2 separate regions of the Mus musculus genome follow, and region 2 is linked to region 1. A link is a contact called in ENCODE Hi-C or POLR2A ChIA-PET data. All regions are on one chromosome and are shown on one strand. The core of a region is the stretch at or near the end of the contact, and the rest is flanking DNA. Distances in the headings are between cores, read along the strand shown.

Region 1 (5,586 bases), core at 2,778-5,277:
ACACGAGAAATCCTTTCTTGAATAAATTGCAACTTTGCTTAACAACAACAAAAAAGGTCAATTGCTGTTGATTATAACTATAGATACCTTTATGCTGAATAAAAATGAGTTAGCTATAAGCTTATTCTCTGATACAATTCATTTTCACTGGTACATCTGAACTCTTCCCATGTGTGTGGATAAATCTCAAGAAAAGGGTTACTGAGATCCATCCGCACGTCTGAAAAGCCAGGTCTCAAAGGCAGCCAACAGACGACACTGTGGCTTTGTCTATGATCGCCTATGACTGCGTGTACAGTGCTCTTCACCTACTAACTCAGATTAGCTAGGGAATGTAACCACTCAGCTTTACAGCTGACTGCAGTCTGACTGAAAAAGATGTTCAACTATGAACATACAAATCACTAGCTGCTTCAAACATAATGTTCTAAAGACCTTCTCCATTCTACCACAACTCCAAAGCCCAATACTTTAAAGAATTTATATTTACCTTAACCTCGGGTTCTTTTTCACATTCTTCAACATATAAGTCATAAAGTTTTTGAAATATAGACTTTCTAGAAAAAAAGCAATAAATATTCAATGTGAAGATTGTTTGCTTTTCGTTATTTTAAATATTTTAATTCTGTAACCAAAACTTGAAAGATAAGACTTTAATTAATATAGTACATTACCCTGTATATATTACAAGATATTGGCTTCAATGTTTCTACATCAACATGTCTTTTAATTTCTGTACAATGCCAATTCAACATGGTTACACTAACCGGCTCAACTAAGAACCCATAATGCAGTCTGAGGATCCCTGGATGATTTAAAATGCTTTAGATTTGTACTGTTTTGGACTTTAGTTTCTGAAATATGAGACTATAGTGTAGGGTCACATACATCTTCATAAAGACATGTAAGACAATCTTATATACCACTTTTTACTGTGTAGCATTCTAACTGTAATCTGTCACATAAGTTAGACATGAAAATGTCCATTTGTCACAAGTAGGGAGGAAGGGAAAGTGGACAGGGTAGGGGAAGGGGTTGAGGGGAGAGGGGAATCTGATCTGGTATTGGGTGAGGGGAAAGGACTGAAGCCCTGAGGGCCAGAAGAAAAAAAAAAGGAAACAGGCAACCTCAGGAAATAGAAGGTTGGGACCCTCCCTGCCCCCAGAATTCACGAGAGACCTGTGAAGTGAGAGTCTCTCGTCTCTCAGGACTCAAAGGGAGGGACCTTAGATGAAATGCCCAATAGTAAGGAGAGGAAACTTATAAAGCCCACCTCCAGCAGGAAGACAGGACATCAAGAGAGGGATGGGGTTGCCATCCCACAGTTACATCTCTGACCCATAATTGTTCCTGTCTGAAAGAATTACAGGGATGGAAATGGAGAGGAGCCTGAGGAAAAGAAGGTCCAGCAACAAGCCCAAAGTGGGATCCAGCTCAAGGCCTGACACTATTACTAAGGCTATGGAGTGCTCACAAAAAGGGATCTATCCTCTGAAACACCCAACAAGCAGCTGAAAGAGTCAGATACAGATATTTGCACCCAACCAATGGACAGAAGCAGCTGACCCCCGTTGTTGAATTAGGGAAGGCTGAAACAAGATGAGGAGAAGGGCGATCTTGAAGGAGAACCAACAGTCTCAATTAATCTGGACCCCCGAGATCTTTCAAACACTGGACCACCAAACAGGCAGCACACACCAGCTGATATGAGGCCCCCAACACATACACAGTAGAGGACTTCCAGGTCTGTGTTCATTCAGATGATGCACCTAACCCTCAAGGGACTGGAGGCCCCAGGAAGTTTAGAGGTCAGGTAGGGTAGGGGGTGGGGGCATCCATGTGGAGAAGGCATGGGGTGGGGAGGAGGTGTGGGATGTAGAGCAGTCCAGTCGGAGGGTGGATGGAGGGGGTGGGGAATGGAATATGGAGTGTAAGAAATAAATGAAAAATTAAAAAATTTTTTAAAAAGAAAAGAAAATGCCCATTTGTGACACTCCATCAAGATTCCTAAGCTGCATATTGTGGAGTATCAAGGATGCTCAACCTGCCCATACAAAGAACTGACAACATTTCAATGTCTACAGTAAGTGGTAGTTATCCTATTTCACTGACTTGGGCGTTACCGATTAAGCAGTCATACCTTCCACTAGACAGGTATTTCCTTTTAGGAGGTCTCTGCTGAGCACTTTCCACGATGTACTGAAACAGAGAAGTTGGTCAAAGGGCTTGCCTTCCGCTTTCCTACGAGTGAGTGCAAGCGAGCTGCAAGCCCGCAGCAGGACAGTGAGAGCAGCCCACTCAGTCTCCTAGGCTCTGACAAGCCTGAGCTCACGCTTGTACACAGGCCATAGAGCCCAAGACCCAGCCCAGTGTTTTAGTACCATAAAATGCAATTCCACAGGACAAATATATTCTAAAAGTTTTAAATTTATTTTAAAATTACACATTTGAGTGCAGTGACCCATATTTTAAGGTATTTTAGAGAAACTCATCAAGATAGAAAAACAACTTTACAAATTCTGTGGTCTGGTTTAAAATACTGTTCTCTTGAGGGTTATCAAAATGTCCTATTAAGGACTTTCTGTCAGTTACAAACCCCAGTATTTCAACATTTAATCAGTAGGGCTCACCTCTGCGCAATCCAAAGCTTGTTCTACAGCTTGTTGCTGGAAAAAGCAAATAGCAGATTTGGCAATATTAATTATTTTCAGAAAAAATAACACTTGACACTCGTTATTAAGTGTTTGTTTCATTTTCTGAAAAAAGAGCAATGTGTTTTTCCTCTCCTCTATCCTCCAATGCGTTACTAAGGTTTTTTTTTTTTTTAATGGCTGGGCACTTGATCATAACAAATGCTAAAATGGCACTGCAGTCAGGACCTGGAAGCTAGACATGCTCGTATTGAGTGTTCACTACTCCCTTCAAGCACTTAGGTATACCATTTAATACGTATACATGAAAGGCAAGAATCCCACAGGGACAACTCCCATTATTTCTAACCAAGTAGAAGTAAATAGGCAAGTCCTACAGAGCAGGAAGATGACGACACACGTCCTCTACAGCCTGTCTCTAACCCCACCCCACCCCACCCCACCTGCCTCTCAACTGTAGTAACAGCTTGTCCTCTGGGCTCCACTGCAGGTATATCTGCACAAAAGTGAGGATGGGATGGGGGATGGGGGAAGAAGAGGCAGGGTTTAGAAACTCTGTAGCCTATGCTGGCTGGAGCTCTCTTTCTAGCCTAAGCTGGCCTTCAACTCTTGGGGATCCTTTGACCTGAGTGTCCCAAGTACTGGAATTACATCTGTGTCAAACTAAACCTGCCTACATTTATTAATTTTAAAGCACCCAGGTGAAGGAGTTTGGGGAAATAGTTCAGTCCACGTGACTGCCACACAATCATGAATAACTGAGTTCAAACTCCAGAATCTGTACAAGAAAGCAAGACAGTGGGGCACAAGCAGGGATCCCAATAAGGGGGACGTATACCTCAGGGGCCAGCCTGGCCTACTCAGCAAGTTCTAGGCCTAATGGACTGTCTCAAAATAAAAGGGGGACAGGGATAAAGGAGGAACATCGACATTGCGATCACTTCTTTACCAAACATATAGGCCACATGCACAGAACAAACATAGACAAAAAAGATGGAAGAAGAAACTTAAATTATGAGGGCCTCCCCCAAAATAAGCTTCATTTATATCAACCTCCTTATCAAAGACTCAGAAAAATGGCAAAGCAGAGTTGACTTTTAATACATGAAGGATTTGTCTAACTTAAATGTCCTACCACTGAATTGACAAGATATGAGTTAGACATTTTCTAGAAAAAAGTTAGGCATGACTACTAAGTTATCTGAGTCTTTCTATTCACAATATTTTTATGGAGCTAAAGGAAGAGAATAGTATAGGATACACATTTTAACACGCTATATTCACAGCTTACCATTGTGGCAACAGATAAGGACCCCAAAAAAGATAAAACTTAGACGTGCTGTGGAAGTGGGGTGGAAACCATGTCTTCTTCTATACTGCAGGAAAAAACAAATAGGAACTGTTAGCATAAGACTGCAAAAAAGAAAGACTGTCATTATCAGGAAAAGTACTCAAGGCACATACGTTCCTAACATATCTTTAAAACAAACTTCTACCAGAGAATGTATTAAACCCACCTACAAACAGATGAAAAACAGCTCTCATGGAGTAGGGCAAAAAAGTCAGAGAATTCAAACCACTACCTCACACAGGCCAAAGTAATACAACACTGAGAAAACACTGGCTTTTACAACAACACTTTTAAACTGCCTTCCCTGCAGATTCTACAACCTGACCACTGGCTTTGACAGCTATGTGGGGTCACTTTCAAATTCAGTTTTTAATCACACTGATGGCAAAACCAGAAAACTCCTATTCCCCCAAGTGCCCCAGGCTACATTTCCAGACTTCTCTAATACTTTTACTTAAAAAAAGGAGAAACATCTTTGAAAAATCTTTCCCATAATGCAGGGGGTCTCATCCTGCCTTACAAACCAAGTGACCTACCCAGCTTTAGGATGGATGCCCATGTCCCAGTATCTGGATTCTGGTCAAAGTCTAGAGTAGAGTGGGGGACCCAGAAATAAGGAAACACCACCGTGGAAGCCCACTGTTCTAACCCTTCCTGCCTACCAAAGATGATACCCTCTGCTCTGAAGACACTAAGTTGTTTTACAATTTTTCACCTATCAATTTGCACTTACTGCCACAGAAACTACACAACTCTGTTAAAGTACAAATTCTAGTGACAGAAAACCAGATTTCCTATACAAAACTTTTTCGGAGGGAAGGACCTCCTTAAGCCAGTACAGGCTAAAGAAATATTATCTGATAGTATTAGGTTTTTTAAAAAGATTTTATTTATTTACTTATTATTTATTTATTATAAGTACACTGTAGCTGTAGGTTTTTTTAAAAGATTTTATTTATTTATTTATTTATTATATATAAGTATACTGTAGCTGTCTTCAGACACACCAGAAGAGGGCATCAGATCTCATTATGGGTGGTTGTGAGCCACCATGTGGTTGCTGGGATTTGAACTCAGGATGTCTGGAAGAGTAGTCAGTGCTCTTAATCACTGAGCCATCTCTCCAGTCCAGTACTAGTTTTTAAAAGCCAAGCCAAAAACATCTTTTTTTTAAACTTTTTTAAATTTATTTTTTTAATTAGGTATTTTCTTCATTTACATTTCAAATGCTATCCCAAAAGTCCCCCAGACCCCCCCCCCAAAAAAAAACGTATCTTTTTAAGAATATTATTCCTGTCTTTGAGTTACTAGAGGAAGTATAAGCAAAATTTAGGTGATTTTTTTTGACCACTAAACCTAAATAACAAGACTCACAAATCCAATGTGGTAACTCAAATTACAGTTACTTTTTACTAAATTAGAAGGGATACTATACTACTTTATTGCGTAAAAGAACAAACTTTGTGTTATCTCTTATACTCTGCTTGTACATATAAGAACCAAGAACCCATGTGGAAACTATTATAAACGAACCCATTATAAACTTATTGACATCTCAAGTTTACAAAGAATTCAATGCAAACG
Region 2 (4,802 bases), core at 449-2,948, 40 kb before region 1:
ATTTAAAAAAAAACAAAACAAAACACTCCAAAGCCCATCAAAAAGACACACGTGAACTTAATTAAATCTCAAGATCCTACAAGAAATGTGGAGGGCAAGTTAAAGATGCTTAGGAAGGCGTCTGTGAAATCCATACTGGCGCCAGGTGTGGTGGTGTGCACCTTTAATCCCAGCACTTGGAAGGCAGAGGCAGGCAAATTTCTGAGTTCGAGGCCAGCTTGGTCTACAGAGTGAGTTCCAGGACAGCCAGGGCTACACAGAGAAACCCTATCTCGAAAAAAAACCAAAACCAAAACCAAAAAAAAAATCCACACTGGCAAACTCCATACTGGCAAACTCCGAGTATTTAAATTGACAGGGTATTTGGAAACACAGAAATAACAGGTTTTAAAGACGGTTGGAATTAACTTATTACAGTAAAGTTTTAGAAGGAAGTCCTTATAGAAATAAATGCAGATGATTTAGAGATGAAATGTTATTTGGAATTGTTTTAAATTTATTTTCAAAAGTGGGCGGAGGCCGAGCATGGTGGCGCACGCCTTTAATCCCAGCACTCGGGAGGCAGGCGGATTTCTGAGTTCGAGGCCAGCCTGGTCTACAAAGTGAGTTCCAGGATAGCCAGAGTTATACAGAGAAACCCTGTCTCAAAAAAAAAAAAAAAAAAAAAAAAAAAAAGTGGGCGGAGAGAAAGAATGCCAACAGGCAGATGGAAAGTAGGCTTCAAGATGCAACGCACTGCACACCAAGTGCAACATGCTTGCAGTAAAATAAAGGGTACCTCTACTCGTTCAAGCCAGTGGGATCTAGTACAGTCCACACAGCCTCATCGTGCACACACAGTCAGCTAAGTCTGTATAAAGGATTCAAAGTAAAGTGGCCACAACCCGGAACGTGGCCAACAAAGTTCAGATTTGTTCCAAGCCTTTAAAGAAGGCATTTTAGTGAGAGAGGGCGCCTGGCTTCACCGGACACACAGCGACAGTCATCTGGCTACACCACTCCAAGACTGTGCATGTGCACATGTACATTGGCTAGGTGGCAGAGGCCTTTCTGGCCACCTGTCTCAATACAGGCAAGCTTTTCAGAATCTGCTTTCTGAATGAGTTACAGGCTCCTTTTCAAACTATGTGGCAGAGTTTAGTTGGCAAATATGTCCTCTTCTACATAATCAGAAGGGGTCTGCCACGTTTCTACAGGAATGGCAAAGAAAACGCTAAGGTGCCTGATTCTCAAGCAAAAAAACCCAAAACAAAACAAAAAGACCCCTGGCCAAAATGAATAGAACGCCGTCTGGGCCTATCTTTTGCTGACCCATCGTCCCTAGCCTTATGGATCGGCCGCTCTTTCCAGCTGCAGTGCATATGGGAGCCCCAGGAAGAAGACTGGGGAGTGGCGTGGAGGGGTGACAGGCGGGGGTTCAGAAGCAGGAGCCCCGAAAAGCTGGGCGGAGGCTCTGGGCACTCAAATAGGGTTCCAAAGGGGAACAAAGGTTCAAAGGATTTCAGGGAATCTGAGGCCAAGGGAGCCAAGCACGCGAGGGAAGCGCGGAAGGGACACCCGGAGCACCGGACTCCACCACGGTCTCACCAGAATGAGCGCGGCAGCCGCCAGCGCCACGCCGAGCCCCAGCAGCTGCAGTAGCAGCGTAGCCATCCCGCAGCTCCACACTTGCGGAAGCGCGGTGCGGCGCCGCGCCCCGCCCCAGCCGGCCCCGCAGGAGAGGCCGGCCTAGCCCTCGCCCGCCGCCCGCAGCGCCCCCGCCTGGCCGTGCCCCGCCACGGCAGGAAAGCCGAGGCCTCCCCGCAGCGCCCCCGCGCGGCTCCGCCGAGGACTGCAGGCCGGTCACCGAGTGCGGCAAGTCAAAGCCCTGGACCTGTGCACTGGCTTCACCCCTCGCGCCGTGCAGAGCAGCCATCTAAGGATGCCCGGCGCCGTGGAGGGTTTTAGGGTCACCCCCTTTTCATCTCGTGCGCCTGCGTGTGTGTGGGAGTGTGTTCGTGCACAAGCGCGCGGGCCCGTGGGACCCCGCGAGATTGGCGACTAGCGGGACGCTCGGGGTGGCCGGAGCTGGCGTTAATGCCTCGGGCGCAGGAACACGGTAGCTGCACTTCCCTAACCCAGGATCCCTCCGAGTGCCCTGGGCTGGAGGCACGCCTGGCGACCGGAGGGCGCAGGCGCGGAGGGCTGCGCAGGCGCAGAGCGGGCCGGAAAAATGGCGGCTGGGTTCAAGTGAGTGGCGGCGCGCGCAAAGAGGGCCCGGGTGCGGGTGTGGCGCGCGGCGGCGGGTGGGGGCCCCCCCGAGGACTCGCGGGGCCGCGGGAGGGCTCTGCCCACTCGAGGCGCTGAGGGACACTGCATCCAGGACGGCCCGGACCTCTTAGCCGAGGGCCACGCCGCTCTCCACGCAGGGCCGCCCTCGGAAGGGACTGGGAAAGCGTTGGGCGCGCTCTGGTTAAACCCGGAGCCGCCCACGCGTGCAGCCTGCAAACTCGCGTCTGCGGTGCGTGCACCGTACCTACCTGCAGTCACTTGTGGCCGCGGGTCGGCGAGGAGGCCAAACGTATGTACAATACACTCTTCCGTGGTAAAGTTGTGGATGCTGGCGAGTGTGGTTTATAACGGCGCGAAGTCACGCTAAGGTCCCTGCTTCAGAGCACGAGTGATGTGACTGACACCCAGGTTGACCCTCTTCTGGGTGTGCCAAGGGCCTCTGTTCCTCCTGACTATGGCACAGTTAAGGTCACCGCTGGAAACCGGTTGCTGCTGTGTGGCTTTTATAAATACGGGCCACACAGTTTCAAACGCCTGAGCCTGTCGAGATCACGCCTCAGACACCACACTCTCAAGTTCTGGGTTTCTGCTTTAGGACGCACTGACTGAGACACGTTTTAAACATTGTTTCAGAACTGTGGAGCCGCTGGAGTATTACAGGAGATTTCTGGTGAGTGAAGGTGGTTTTGTACGTTAGAGCTGTGGGTAAAAACACCAAGCTTCGGTTCATTTAAATGAATGAGGCTTAATGCTGCGTACCCGAAATACATCTATGACCCGTTTCCTTATAAACATTTAGAAGGAAAACTGCCGTCCTGATGGAAGAGAACTTGGTGAATTCAGAGCCACAACTGTCAACATAGGTGAAGATAAACTTCCTTTTAGTTGGGTGGGACATCCTTGGTGTCACGTAGTTTTTCAGCCAGCTCTACTATGTCTAACGCAATCGGGTGATGTTAAGAGATTTTTATCATCACACCAACCTTGTAGTTGATCTAAACTTTAGTTCAAATTGGGAGACCGAAGAAAAAGATGAAAAAACGTTAAGTAGTAATATCATTTTCAAGTCACTGACCTGAACCGGTCAAAAGTTTCAGGGGGTGGGTGGGTGGGGGTGGGGGGAGTTTCAGAGGCAAACAAAAAGATTTAAACTACTTTGTAGGAAACTTTGTGGTTATTTTCTTTTTTTTTTTCTTTTTAAAATTTTTTATGAATACCAAGTTTACCTTTCCAGGTTCAATCAGTACAGCGGATGGCTCTGCTCTCGTGAAGCTGGGGAATACCACGGTCATTTGTGGCGTTAAAGCAGTAGGTTTCCTGTATGCCTGTAATGTCTGAATTCCAAGTTAACTGCATGCTTATGAGGTTGTACTTGATCAGGGGCTGGTATTTGGAATGATATTCCCCAAGGTTGGTTTTTGTTTTTTTGTTTTTTACATGTGAGCATCATTAACGCTTTACAAGGTGAGTCCTCAGCACGTCACACGTTAGGGTTTCAGCAATATCGGTTTTGAAATCGACTGTTACAGTGACACCTTTAGCCATCGATAGCTTTTGTTCGTCGTAGGAATAGTAACTGTCTGCTGAGCTTTTTAGATGCTCTACTGTTACCAATCTCTGTAAGTAGAAGGTAGGCAGAGTCTACTGACAGAACCTGTGCTTTCTCACGTTTCACTGAGCAGCTTTCCTCGTTTAGGTCTGTGGTCAAGCTGAAGTAATAACTGTCAGACCACATACTGCTTGCCAGGATTATACCTGGGACTTAGTGGCACTGTCTCACTTGGGCCCTCAGGAGTAGGCAGGTACTGTTTATCTGTCCCTGTGTCAGCAGAGGAACTTGAGAGATAAGTAACTTTCCCCAGCTCTTGCAGTCTCTTGTGTGGATCTATAGCTGCACTGGGCTCTTATTGCTATATACCTCGCTTCTAGCCACTACTGGCTCCCCAGCCTGGTCATGTCAGTGTCGCTTGGGGATTAAATTCAGATTTGGCTGCTGAACAAGTCATAGGGTGGGCATAATCCCACTGGTCCTCATGGATGAGCAGCACAGTTTGATTACACTGCCCTTTAACCTCCCTGGGAGTCACTAGGAAGGCAGTGCCAGCATCCTTAACATGGGTTAATTGGCTGAAATGGTCTCTGGCACGGCCTCTGTGGATGACTAGAATGTCATCGTGTTGCGTGGCTTTTCTCACTGGAATACATTGTTTGCTTTTGTAGGAATTTGCAGCACCACCAGTAGATGCCCCCGATAGAGGATATGTCGGTGAGTTAAATGCTCATAATTTTAATGAATTATAAGTAAGTTGAGAGATACCTCTGGCAGTGAGGTAATTGAGGTGGATAGCAATTCCCAATGTTCAAAAATAGAATAACGACTCCCCAGCTCCAACCCCACAAAGCTTTCTGCTTATCAGAAGATAACGGAGAGGGGAAATCCCAAGAACTTCAGTTTGCCAACCCTGTATGGACAGGTTTTTATTTACATATTCAGTTGCCCTTATTCAAAAAGCCAGTATTGCAGATTAAAA

Evidence for each region. Hi-C counts contacts between places; a loop is a spot of excess contacts on that map. ChIA-PET counts read pairs that join two places held with the same protein, here RNA polymerase II (POLR2A).
Region 2: a loop to region 1 is called in a map of heart, with 9 times the contacts of the local background. The contact joins the promoter of Alg5 here to the promoter of Supt20 in region 1. A Hi-C loop is called at or near these places in 11 of 37 maps with a recorded cell type or tissue (T-helper 17 cell, gastrocnemius, heart and 3 more). POLR2A ChIA-PET finds 5 or more read pairs at or near these places in 4 of 5 experiments (Patski and embryonic stem cell).

What each region holds. Positions count from the first base shown.
Region 1 is chr3:54,693,564-54,699,149 of GRCm38, reverse strand. It overlaps Supt20 (SPT20 SAGA complex component), which reads right to left and starts at 4,027. Exons shown (of 25, transcript NM_001358015.1): 1 at 3,943-4,027; 2 at 2,631-2,666; 3 at 2,141-2,199; 4 at 491-557. The coding sequence starts at 3,945.
Region 2 is chr3:54,732,435-54,737,236 of GRCm38, reverse strand. Alg5 (asparagine-linked glycosylation 5 (dolichyl-phosphate beta-glucosyltransferase)) reads right to left here and starts at 1,698. Exons shown (of 10, transcript NM_025442.3): 1 at 1,588-1,698. The coding sequence starts at 1,653. It overlaps Exosc8 (exosome component 8), which reads left to right and starts at 1,873. Exons shown (of 11, transcript NM_027148.3): 1 at 1,873-2,229; 2 at 2,905-2,941; 3 at 3,071-3,134; 4 at 3,506-3,579; 5 at 4,492-4,537. The coding sequence starts at 2,213.